2 separate regions of the Homo sapiens genome follow, and region 2 is linked to region 1. Evidence: chromatin contacts called from ENCODE Hi-C or POLR2A ChIA-PET data. All regions are on one chromosome and are shown on one strand. The core of a region is the stretch at or near the end of the contact, and the rest is flanking DNA. Distances in the headings are between cores, read along the strand shown.

Region 1 (6,126 bases), core at 3,502-6,001:
AGTGGGGAAGAGGAAGTGAAACCAGGAGAAAAGAAGAAAAATGCAGAAATGGTCTGTGTTTCAGAGAAGTTTCCTAGCATCGCCTTTCCTCTAAATGAGGGAAAATGTCTGTTGCATTTTCTGTATTAGGCCATTCTTGCATTGCTCTAACAAAATACCTGAGACTGGGTAATTTATAAAGAAGAGATTTAATTGGCTCATGGTTCTGCAGGCTGTACGGGAAGTATGATGCTGGCATCTGCTCAGCTTCTGGGTAGGCCACAGGAAACTCACAGTCATGGTGGAAGCATGTCACATGGCAAAAGCAGGAGTGAGAGAGTGAGGCAGGACATGCTACACACTTTTAAACGACTAGATGGCAAGAGAACTCACTCACTATCTCGAGGATAGTACCCAGAGGGATGGTGCTAATTCATGAGAGTTCCGTCCCCATGATCCAATCACCTCTCCCCAGGCCTCACCTCCAACACTGGGGATTACATTTCAATATGATATTTTCATGAGGACACACATCCAAACTATATCACGTTTGATCACAGTTTCTTCCTAATGTGTAGTTTATATTTTAACAGAAGAATGTTTTGCCTTGAAGTCACTAACATCTTCATCAGTAAGTTTTCATTCTGTTGATATCTCTTAAAGGAGTTGCAGTCATTCACACAAAAATCATGTAAAGATGAAATGATACTTTGAAATTATCACAGAATCGATAATGCCCTTCTTGTGGTTGGATCACTTTATAAAAAGCATATAGTGCATTTTCCTTTGTCAGCTGCATTAATCAGTGCCATCATCAGTGTAAGTTTGCATATTGAATATTCAGTCTCACCATTTTGGGAAGATTTTGTGACTGGAAGACTAACAGGGTCATATTGTTAACTTACTTAAAGCATTAGTAGTTGGTGATCATCTCCCTGTCAAAGGTGTATGTTTTTAATGAACATCTACAAATTTAGATATAATTGATTTATTATTATGCTTATCACTGAAATGCATGATAAGATGAAATGCAGATTAAGTCCTCCATTTGTTTGACAGAGCAGGAGAAGAAAAGATGATATGAGAAATGGTAGGGGGTGGAGGGACGGAAGGAAGGAGCAAAAGACTAAAATAATAGGCTACTGTGCCTTATGACTATAGGTTTGTCTCAGTCTTGGGGGCCAATTAGGATGTTGATCCATGGACTTCTGGCTTTTTGCCCACCGCAGTTTTAACTTGACCCACAAATGCAAACAAACATCCTAATCACTTGACCTCTTTGATCAAGTATGTGCCTTGCCATTTCCTTCCAAGAAAGCTGTGATGTTCTATCCCTTATTTCTCTGCATTCAGACTTGCCGTAAATTCTCTCCCACACATCCTTTTGATGAAGAATTGCTGGACCTGAGCCAGTTTATTCAGATCTTGTGCTGCAGCTTGGCACATAGTCTGTAATAAGACATATCCCCAATCCTATGTGACATAAAAGTGATCTACTCAGTTCTAGAATCCTCTGTTTCAAATACAGGTGGTTAGACAAAAGATTTAATTGGAAAGTCACTCAGTGTTTAAGTAAGAGGAGGAGAACTCCTTTCTCTAGATCTCTACACAGAATTGCTGTTCAAATCGAATGATCAAATATCTATCCTCAAAGAACCTAACATCTCTATGCGGGCTGTGTTAGGTGCCCCCTTCTCAGTGGTCTCATAATACCCTGTACACATGCCTCTGTTATATTTTCTGATTACCTGCCAATTTGCCTTTTTCTTTTTCTTTTTTTTTTTTTTTTTTTTTTTTTGAGGTGGAATCTTGCTCTGTTGCCCATGCTGGAGTACAGTGGTGCGATCTCAGCTCACTACAACCTCCACCTCCTGGGTTTAAGTGATTATCCTGCCTCAGCCTCCTGAATAGCTGGGACTACAGGGGCCTGCCACCACGCCCAGCTAATTTTTGTAATTTTGGTAGAGACGAGGTTTCTCCATGTTGGCCGGCTGGTCTTGAATTCCTGACCTCAGGTGATCCACCCGCCTCAGCCTCCCAAAGTGCTGGGATTACAGGCGTGAGCCATCACACCCGGCGTAATATGCCTTTTTCTTTGCCCCCATCCTCTGCACTAATCTTAAACTGTGAACTCTGAGAGGAAGACTGAGTGTCTACCATTCCACCTGGCACATTGTAGGTGCTGGAATAAATGTTTGAGTGAATATATGAATGTTAAAAAGAGAAATAAGATTACCAAGTAATTTTCAATCCTGGTAGAACCTTTAAAACCTCTTCTTCAGTTGGCTCTGTCACCAACAATATTTTAGCACTAAAATGCAGATTTTAGTAATAAGTGACATTCAAATTCACGTAGTACAGTTTAGTCAGTAAACTTTGTTTCTCAAACTAGATCACTGCTTGAGTTCTAAAACTGAACTAGAATTTGAATGGTCTATTTTTATGGACCTTCTTAGTGATATCCCCACCACCACCCAGCAGTCCTCTTAGCTGCCTTGTTAGTCTTAAGCACGCCTTATTCACTTTGCATAAGTACACTGAGTCTCTGTGATGTGCACGCAGGCACTATAACAGGAGCATGTGGCCGGGCGCGGTGGCTCATGCCTGTAATCCTAGCGCTTTGGGAGGCCGAGGCGGGTGGATCACGAGGTCAGCAGTTCAAGACCAGCCTGGCCAACATGGAGAAACTCCGTCTCTCCTAAAAATACAAAATTAGCCAGGCGTGGTGTCACATGCCTGTAATCCCAGCTACTCGGGAGGCTGAGGCAGGCGAATCACTTGAACCCAGTAGGCAAAAGTTGCAGTGAGCCAAGATCATGCCATTGCACTCCAGCCTGGGCAACGAGAGTGAAACTCTGTTCCCACCGTCCCCCCGCCCCCCCCAAAAAAGGAGCATGTGATTTAAGAGGAGAGCAAGGCATATAAATAAAGGATTATAATATAATAAGAGCTACCATCGAAGGTTGTGCGGTGTGAAATGTAAATCTAAGGTAAGGCTGTTAGAGAAAGTTTCTCTGAGAAAGTAACATTTGAGCCTAGTCTTAAAGAATGAGGGGTCCAGATTTGAGGAAAGGAGATAAACGTTACAAGGAAGGGAAACAACATATGGGAAAAACCCAGAAGCACGCAGATGCAGAAATGGGAAGCATGCGTGAGGGGGAGTGTTGGAAGATGAGGCTAAAGGGAGAAGGCAGACCTGAGTGGATGCCTACAAAGGCGTTTGGAATTTAATGTGTAGCCCAAACGGGGAAGTCATTAGAATATTTTAGACAGAGGAAGGACATGTGCTCTTTCTGTTCTCTGTCCATGTCTTCCCTTTAGAGATTTTCCCTTCAGAGACCTTGTTTTTCCCTATCGTCACTACTACTTTCTCTGCTAATGTTTTATACCTACTTCCCTGCCAAGCTAATTTATTTGATTAGAGTAAAATGGTCTTAGGTTGCAGTTTAGAACATCCTAAAAATCAGGAAGTTTGTGTCCCCTACCCCCTGATCACAGTACATTGTGACCCTGATTGCATTTTGTTGCTTGAGAAATTGACTGACTATGGTCATCTCATTCCATTCTTATTGTTACAAGGAAAAAAGAATGACACCTTCGTTTATAAAAAGAATTCCATATGTTCTACTAGATTGCCAAAATGAGGGTGGACATGAAAACAACTGAATTTGTACACTTCAGACTTTATTAATATTTTTTGTTTAACCCTTTTTAGGATTTTCATTTTCTGGGCCTAGATTATAAATGGGCACACTAGACTTGAAGTCAGGAGAGCTTCTTTTCTATGGAGCTACTAAAATGCTCCTGGCAATTGTTCTTTTCATTTTTGACCCATTGCAGTGCATCCACAATTGTATGGTTGTTTGTGCAACATCGTCTTAGCCAGTCTCATAATAAACCATTCTTTGGAATTTTACAAAGATGTCATTCTTGGCACCTAAACAGAGAATCATTTGTGCCTAACCAATCATTTTCCATTTATGAATCCTGTTCAATTAGAAAGTAGTTTATGAACAGTGTCCTGTTTTTTAAATGTAATTTGAAATAGCAGGTGGCAGACTTGCATTTTATATTACCTAGATATCTCAAGCCTTTATGCTTACTCATTCACACGGGTCTGCTAGTGAAGCCAACTGTATAAGGTGTGGGAGGTAGGCAAGCCTCGGGGGAACCCAGGGCTCATTTGGTTCATTGCTGCCATCTGCTGGGGCTTGGCTGCTGGCATGGGAAGGCTGCCCACGAGAGAGCTGAGCCATCCTGAAGGAACCTCTGTATACTTCCAGTACTAATCAGCTATTATGTTTCTAGGTGACAACCTACCCCTAACTAAAAGGACTTTATGAACTCTAGAGCATTATATCAGTCAGTGTAAAGTGGCATTAGATTATGTTGGTAACACGTACTCTACAGCAAACATGAGGCTCAGAGAACGAAGCAACACACTAAGGACTCAAAGATCCTAGAGTATCAGAACTGGAAGAACCTTAAGCCAGATGTGGTGGAACTTTAGTATATAGTTACATGAGTCGCCTAGGCACTTGTTAAAATGCAGATTCCTGGGCCTAGCCCAAGAGACTTTGATTCAGTAGGCCCAAGCTGTGTCTCATTTAACAAGCTCCCCACAGGGTTCTGATGCAGGTGGTCTAGCACCATGCTAGAGAAAAGCACTACCTTAAATATACAGACAAGAGCTTCTCAGCCATTTTTCTTATTAATGCCTCACTTCAATCAATAAGAAAAATTACATCTTCCATCAATGGGATGAGTCATCATCATACCGTAACTAGTTCTTTGAAGCACACGCACACAAATTATTGTTGGATTGCTTTGTTCTGCAACAACAACAAAAGAGTCGCTTTTAAATAATTATCTTGGCTGGGTGCAGTGGCTCAGGCCTGTAATCCCAGCACTTTGGGAGGCCGAAGTGGGTGGATCACCTGAGGACAGGAGTTCGAGACCAGCCTGGCCAACATGGTGAAACCCCATCTCTACTAAAAATACAAAAAATTTAGCTGGGCGTGGTGGCATGCGCCTGTAATCCCAGCTACTTGGGAGGAGGCAGGAGAATCGCTTGAACCTGGGAGGCGGAGGTTGCAGAGAGCCGAGATCATGCCACTGCACTCCAGCTTGGGCAACAAGAGCAAAACTCCATCTCAAAATAATAATGATAATAATAATTAATATTATTATCTTTCCTTTCTTCTCCAAGAAGGAAATTCTGTAATTTATATTGGTCAGCTTATTGTGGAATGCTTTTTGGCCTTCAGCATTGGCAAGCAAAGGTCTAGTTTCATATTACACTTAACATAGCCATCATTTCCATGACCATAGTAATCATTTAGTAAATGTTTATTGAATTTTTAGGGACCTAAAACACCATAATATGACTCTTTTCTTTGGAGAAGCCAAACACAAGGCTGCATCCCTGATAGTTTTAGGGGATGTCTTCTTATCACTTTATTTATTTATTTGTTTTTTGAGACAGAGTTTCACTGTTGTTGCCCAGGCTAGAGTGCAATGGCACAGTCTCAGCTCACTGCAACCTCTGCCTCCTGGGTTCAAGTGATTCTCCTGCCTCAGTCTCTCTAGTAGCTGGGATTACAGGTTCCCACCACCATGCCTGGCTAATTTTTGTATTTTTAGTAGAGACGGGGTTTCACCATGTTGGCCAGGCTGGTCTCGAACTCCTGACCTTAGGTGATCTGCCCACTTCAGCCTCCCAAAGTGTTGGGATTACAGGCGTGAGCCACCAAGCCCGGCCTTATTATCACTTCTTACTCCCTTATCTGTGTTGGCAAGCTTGGCTAAAGTACAAATAGTAGTAAATACAAATAACAACTCTCCTTCTCACATAGGAAAAAATAAGTGGGTGGCCTAAAAACAAATTTGAGAACTCACCTTAGAACTGAGAATTCTGAATACCTGTCATATGCCTGCTTGATAGAATATTCTCAAAAATGTTGCTCATTTTTTTTATATGCTACTGCTCCTGAAACTACTGGTTTCAATCTGTGAACTGAGTCCCATGAGGCCACTGAACTCAAGGGCAGATTACCCTTGGTGTACCGTGTCACACTGAGTGAGGACCAGTAATTTTTTCGTGTATTTCATGTAGTGTTTTTTGTGTTTTTTTTGTTTGTTTGTTTT
Region 2 (6,330 bases), core at 1,442-3,941, 62 kb before region 1:
ATAAGTACCATGTCCACCAAACTCCAGCTACACTTTTTAAAATAAACCATTACTCACATTTTGCTTTTTATTTTACCTTTATTACTTTTGTTTCTGTCTGTGCTAGATTGTGAGCCCCTTGAGGTCAGGGACTGTATCTTGTTCATCTTCATTCTAACAGCTTTATGTTCAGTTAACACTAGTAGAGCAACCAAAGATGAGCATTTTAAAGTTAAGGATTTATAGTTACACCTTGGTTAATGAATCTCCAGAATTGATACTCTTTTTTAGTTAGCTTTGTTTAAAATTCAAATTATAAGTCCTGAGAAGCAGTATTGGCATGTGATGGTGTTTCTACAAAGCCTTACAGCTTTGCAGGATAAAAATACCTCAGCACACAGTTTCTCTTTGTTCACTCACAGTTGAAAATCAACAGGGTTAACCTTAGGCAAAACTATGAAGTATGGAAAGTTTGTCTTTATTATCCAGGCATCTCCTGTTTTTACTTTTTCCCCTTAGCAATGTCTGTCTTTAGGTGTCTACTTTTTATCTTGTTCTGATCTTTTCTAGCCTGTCAATTCTGGATATATTTTAAGAATGAATGGGCATAAGTCAAACTGGGTATTTGGTTTTAAACCTTTTATTACTAAGTGTGAAATAAAAGCCATTAGATTACCTGTTCAAGTAATTTGAGTAGGCAGATTTTTTTCTCCCCATGGGAAAGAAAGAGAACTCACTGAAATTAAACCATTTATAGATTGGCCCCAAACACAAAATTAAGGAATCGTTTTAGTTTGCTGGAGGATTTGTCACCAGGACAACCATCTCTGCTTCGTGGGCCAAATGGGCAGATCTGACCTAGCTGCATTTGTTAGAGATCTGTTCTGAGGATTTAAAATGGGTGCTGAAGGTGACCCACAGAAGTGACCAAATTCCCTTAGGCAGGAGCAGGACAGTCACTGACTAGCCCATATGGCATCTTTGTACGTATTAGAAAAAGGTGCTCCTTCCTCAAGTGTTTTTATTTTTATCTGTCAGAAAATTGTGGTAATTTACAGATTTTGTTAAACAAGAAATTACTGCCATCTGTCAGAAAATTGACACGATAATTGCCATCTCTCATGTGAATGTGCCCCTTTAACACAACGTCATTGTGCACTATAAAACAGGCTGATCTAGGAAGGGGCTGCACCCTCCAGTTTGCTGCAGGCCAATGTGTCCTATTTTCTTACCAGTTTACTTAAAATTTAAGTAATTTCAAATAAACTTGCCTGTCCTTGCAGGCACTGGAATTTTCAATTCTTGGTCTTTGATTTTTCTGAAACATTTGAAAATGCAGAAAAGATACCACATGTTCTTTGTTCAAGAAAAAGGGTCTCATTTAGGGAATTGAATTGATGGGGTGCCGAATGGTCTGGGATTGTTAAATGCTGTTAATCAAGTCTTTAGCTTACTATTAGGAAGAACTAATTTAGACTTTGGGATGATCAGGATTTAAATATTCCTAGTAGTTTGTCACTGACAGTACAGGAACACCTGACTCCTAAGTGTGTTACATTCTATCTGTCTTGCTTGAGACTGTAATGCAGTTGCCATGGGATGTATTGTAAAGAAAACTTGAATTATTTAAGGAATCTTTGAGTTTCTAAGTAGAGAAAGAGAAGATGTTGGGGGTTTTTTTGTTTTGTTTTGTTTTTTTTAAAAAAAAGGCTGCTCAAAGGAAATGACTTTCAGCTAGAATGGTTCAGCCTGCATAGTGGGTCCCTCACTTTTATATGGCTTCATATTTTATGAATTAGAAGTTCTTTTTAGTGACTATCCTTAAAAAAAAAAATCTCATTTCCTTTCTCACAAAAAAGAAAATTGAATCACAGAAAAGTTGCGATTTGCCCAAGGTCATGATTTGTAAATGGCAAAGCTGGAATTTGAACCCACATCTGATTGATTCCAAAGGAATCAGCTGACAAGCTACCTCTTTCAGCTTTCAGTTTCAAAAGGTTGCCTGGCTTATTCGTAGGAAAAGAGAAAGGAGCAGCTGGTACTGTCTCTCTCCTCCCTCTTATTGAATGACCTTCAAAGTCCCACAACTTAAACCAACATTGTTAGTACCATGGTTCCGTTACATTATAAAATAAATACAAGATTCATATAAGATGTAAAATGGTCTCATTCTTTTAGTTTGGAATTTTTATCTAATTTCTGATTTTTTAATTTAAAAGCGAACTTTGATAGCATGATTGAATTGAATTTCAAAGCTCCATATTTCTGCAGGAGAGGTAGGACATTAAATGATTTTACGAGTCTGTGAAGTTTACTTTTCTGAAGTTTATGTGAAATCTCTAATGCTGTGTGTGGGTAGTTTTAATGAACTAGTAGTTGTGCTGTTTTGAAGATCTGCTAATCTATAATGTACCCCAGATATTTCTATTGTCATATATTGTACACTTTTGTTTTTATGACTTGAAAGCCTCAAAATGTCTAAAACCTTTTTCTTTTAATGTGTTATATATTTGAGGAAATCCCAAAGGAAGGAATTAATAATGTTCAGGCAGAAACTTTTCAAACTGAAAAATAGTACATGTCAGAAAAACGGGAAAGGATGACATATATGGGCGTGGTGAGGTTACATAAAACAAAATATGCCAATGAGCAGTATTCCCAGTAGAACGCGGCTCCATTAGGGCAAAGACCTTTTTTGTCTGATTCATTTATGGGTGTGTTTCTCATGAATAGAAGAGTACCTGACACCTAGTAGGTGCGTGATAAATACTTGTTAAGTAAAGAAAGGAATGAAAAGCATGTGATTTGGCTTTATGCATTTGTGTCCTACAAGCTGCCCAGGGTTTGATCACAATGACTCATTCTTTTTTAAGCTATTGCATGCCAAGTTGATTTATCTGCTTTTGTTACTTCCCTATATTTCATAGCTTCAGAGTGCCATTTATTACTCATTTGTTTAACAGATGTTTACTGAGCATCTAGTGTATACTAAGCAGTGTAACATTAAAAAGCAACCAGATCTTATGTTTCTTGGAAAATTGATCATACTAATTTAATGTAACTAATAATTTAGGGTATTATTTTATGCTGTGTGAGAAATTGGCACAGGCAGTAAATACTAGATTTCAGAAGTCAAACTTCATCATATAAGTATTTTCCATACTTATACTACCATATAAGTATCAGTAGACTTTGACTAGATAAAGAGTGGAGGGAGGGCTCCCAGGCAGGAATGGCACAGCCCAACCAAGGAAGGGATAAAACAATAGCAGTGTTCTGGGAAACTTAGTAGAGGTCACCCTGGTAAAGCCGAGATGGACAGAAAAAGGAATACATAGAATTGCCTGGTCGGTTGGGCTGATGGTAGTTTATTTTGTGCCAGACTGAACGGGCTAGACTTGATCTAGTAAGAGTCACTGATCGAGTGTATTTTACTCTGAGGGGGGTTCCTAGGTCTCCTTCAGGGCTCTGTCTTTGGTACAATTCTTCTCCTTTGGTTACTGACCTTAGTCATCTTTGTAGGCTCCTACTTACCGTCTGAACTTTTTGCCTCCGACCTTATCTTGGTAAGTGATCCCATCTGCTTAAAATGTATGTGTGTGTGTGTGTGTGTGTGTGTGTGTGTCTGTGTGTGTATATATATAGAGAGAGAAACCCCAGAATTTGTATCTCTGGCCTAGACCCCTCTAGACCTCTCTCCTGAGCTTTACACTCATGTACACCATTCCCCTTCAGAGCTCTACTTGGATGTCTCCTTCGTGTTTTAACTTCACATGCGTAAAATTGAATTCTTGGTTGTTAGCCCACCTCTAATGCAGTGTCCTCCCTGCCCCCAGTCTTACCCATTTTTTACGCAGTTTCTCAGGTAAAAAACCTGGGAGTTATCCATGATTCTTCTTTTCTTGACAAGACACATCTAGTCAATGACCAAGTCCTGTTAGTTGTACCAACACAATACACCCTGAATCCTACTACACTATTCTAAGCTGCCATTTTTGCTCCAGAATATAAGTTCAGGACTGACTATATAATCTGCAGGACCTAGTGCAAAATGAAAATATGGGGCCTTTTGTTCATACATTATTAAAAATTTCAAAAAGACCACTGAGGGACTTATCCATGTAACCAAAAACCATCTGTACCCCCCAAAACTATAGAAATTTTAATAAAAATGAAATCAGTGACAGTGGAGCATTAAATCAAGCTCAGGGCCCTTCCAAGTGGGGTCCCAGTATGACTGCACAGGCTCCCTCTTCATGAAGCTGGCCCTGCCTCCACTACTGCAGTAACCTCCTAAGTAGTAGCTCCTTCCTTCCCCCTATGGACCATCCCTCACAGGTCAGACTCATTAGTGTAGATCTAGTCATACCACTTCCCTGCTTATTGCAGTTAAAATAAAATGTACAAATCCTGCATCATCTGGCCTTCAGAACTTTGATCTGATCCTGAAGCTTTTTTAACCTCTTCTTCCACTACACATCTCATTCATTAGACAGCAGCCATAGTTGCCACCTTTTATCTGTCAAAAAGAACAAGTATAGTCCCATCTCAGGGCCCTTCTTTCTGTCTAAACACATATCTTTCATCAGATCTTCAGTTGGTAGCCCCCTTCCAACCATGCAGTTCTCTCAGTTTATATGGAACCTCCTCAGATGGGCCTTTCTCGACCACTGCTGGGTGAAATAGTATAGACTTCTCCCCACCGCCGCCACTACCACCACCTAATTATGTGCTATGACATTACTCAGGTTTATTGTATTCTTAACACTTACCATTGTGTGACTACCTTAATTAATTAATTATGACATACTGACTATATCTCCACCACCTAGCATAGTGTCTCATACATAATAGTGCTCAGTAAGTATTCATTGCACGAATGAATGTTTATCATAACCTTTTTAGCCTCTTTCATTTTAGGAGATTTATCTGAAGTTAACAATGTTTTTCTGTTAACAAAAGGAATACATACAATACAAACAAAATCCTTTGGGATTTTGTTTATTTGGGAATTTAACAAGGGCCCTTCCCTTGTTAAGTTTTTTATTTGTTGAGTCCTTATAAAATTGAATTGACTTTTATTTAATGTATTCCAAGTTAATTTTAGAATCTCAATGAAAGAAGCCCCCTTCTCTTTAAAATGGCATGTCTTTAGTATAACATATCATGATACATAAATGTACTTTAGCTTGGATAAGGAATTAAAGATGTCATTTCCTGTTAGAACTAAGGTTAATACTATAGGATGAGCACATTTTTTTTCCCCTCAGAATCAATATTGTAATTCCAAGGGTTTTACAGCCCAAGCTTCAGAAATGCATGTAAACCCATTCAGTAAACCTTGAACATCTATTATATAACAGACACTCAGGAATGAAAAGATGAATAAGACATTTTTCCTGCCCTTGAGTTGTTCACTGTAGATAATTTGTTCTTTGACATGCAACATCCTGTGTAGTTTCAAAAAGATAAATACTAAACCTGCTTCGTGAACTATGGCTAGATCCTTTAGCTTTTAAGACTTGATTTTGGCTGGGCACGGTGGCTCACGCCTATAATTCCAGCCCTTTGGGAGACCAAAGCAAGAGGATTGCTTGAGCCCAGGAGTTCAAGACCATTCTGGGCTGACATGGGAGATTACTTCTAGAAAAGTCATAGTGCAGTATTCTATCAGTTATTTTCATCTTGAATAATTTTATGGAGACTTCATCTCTATAAAAACCTTAAAAAAGCAGCTGAGGGTGGTGTGTGCCTATAGTCCCAGCTACGCCTGTAGTCTCAGCTACTCCTGTAGTCTCAGCTACTCCTGAGGCTGAGGTGGGCCAATCACTTGAGTCCAGGAGGTGCAGGAGGTTGCAGTGAGCTGAGATGATGCCACTGCCCTCCAGCCTAGGTAACAGAGGGAGACCTTGTCTCAATAAAAAAAAAAAAAAAAAAAAAAAAGTTGATTTTTATAATCCAAAATGATGCAGTTGTATAGGAGAAACAAAACACGTGCGCATGCGTGCACCCCTTATGAGGCTAATACGAACAAGAAATACATAAAATTAATTTATAAATCTGTTGTTTACCAATCCTGTCGGGTACGCACACCAATTTTGGAGGGAGTGGGGGTGGTGATGGCCAAATGCTATTGTTCACAGAATTTTCAATTCTTATTACATAATTATATTGAATGCCATATGGTGTTTTATTGTAGTTCATTAAATTACTAGCAGTTTATACTTCTATTTGTGTTATCATTAACGCATTTCAGTAGCACATTTTTTAAATACAAAACTTTAGATATTCCTTTTTCATAAAAAACTATTCAAGATGAAAATAACTGATAGAATACTGCACTATGACTTT

Evidence for each region. Hi-C counts contacts between places; a loop is a spot of excess contacts on that map. ChIA-PET counts read pairs that join two places held with the same protein, here RNA polymerase II (POLR2A). Pooled maps may share reads with other maps.
Region 2: a pooled map shows a loop between it and region 1 (4-fold over the local background). The contact joins two enhancer-like sites. A Hi-C loop is called at or near these places in 1 of 168 maps with a recorded cell type or tissue (posterior vena cava) and 2 of 50 pooled maps. POLR2A ChIA-PET finds 5 or more read pairs at or near these places in 10 of 52 experiments (A549, H1, PC-3 and 6 more).

Annotation. Positions count from the first base shown.
Region 1 is chr13:45,277,065-45,283,190 of GRCh38, forward strand. All of the region lies in intron 7 of GTF2F2 (general transcription factor IIF subunit 2), which reads left to right. Among named protein-coding and RNA genes, the nearest start is that of SNORA31B, 56 kb to the right of the region's middle. Within about 2 kb of position 4,752, at least 3 of the 41 ENCODE cell types and tissues checked have a DNase peak (open chromatin) inside an H3K27ac peak, as active enhancers do.
Region 2 is chr13:45,217,365-45,223,694 of GRCh38, forward strand. All of the region lies in intron 5 of GTF2F2 (general transcription factor IIF subunit 2), which reads left to right. Among named protein-coding and RNA genes, the nearest start is that of KCTD4, 19 kb to the left of the region's middle. Within about 2 kb of position 2,692, at least 4 of the 41 ENCODE cell types and tissues checked have a DNase peak (open chromatin) inside an H3K27ac peak, as active enhancers do.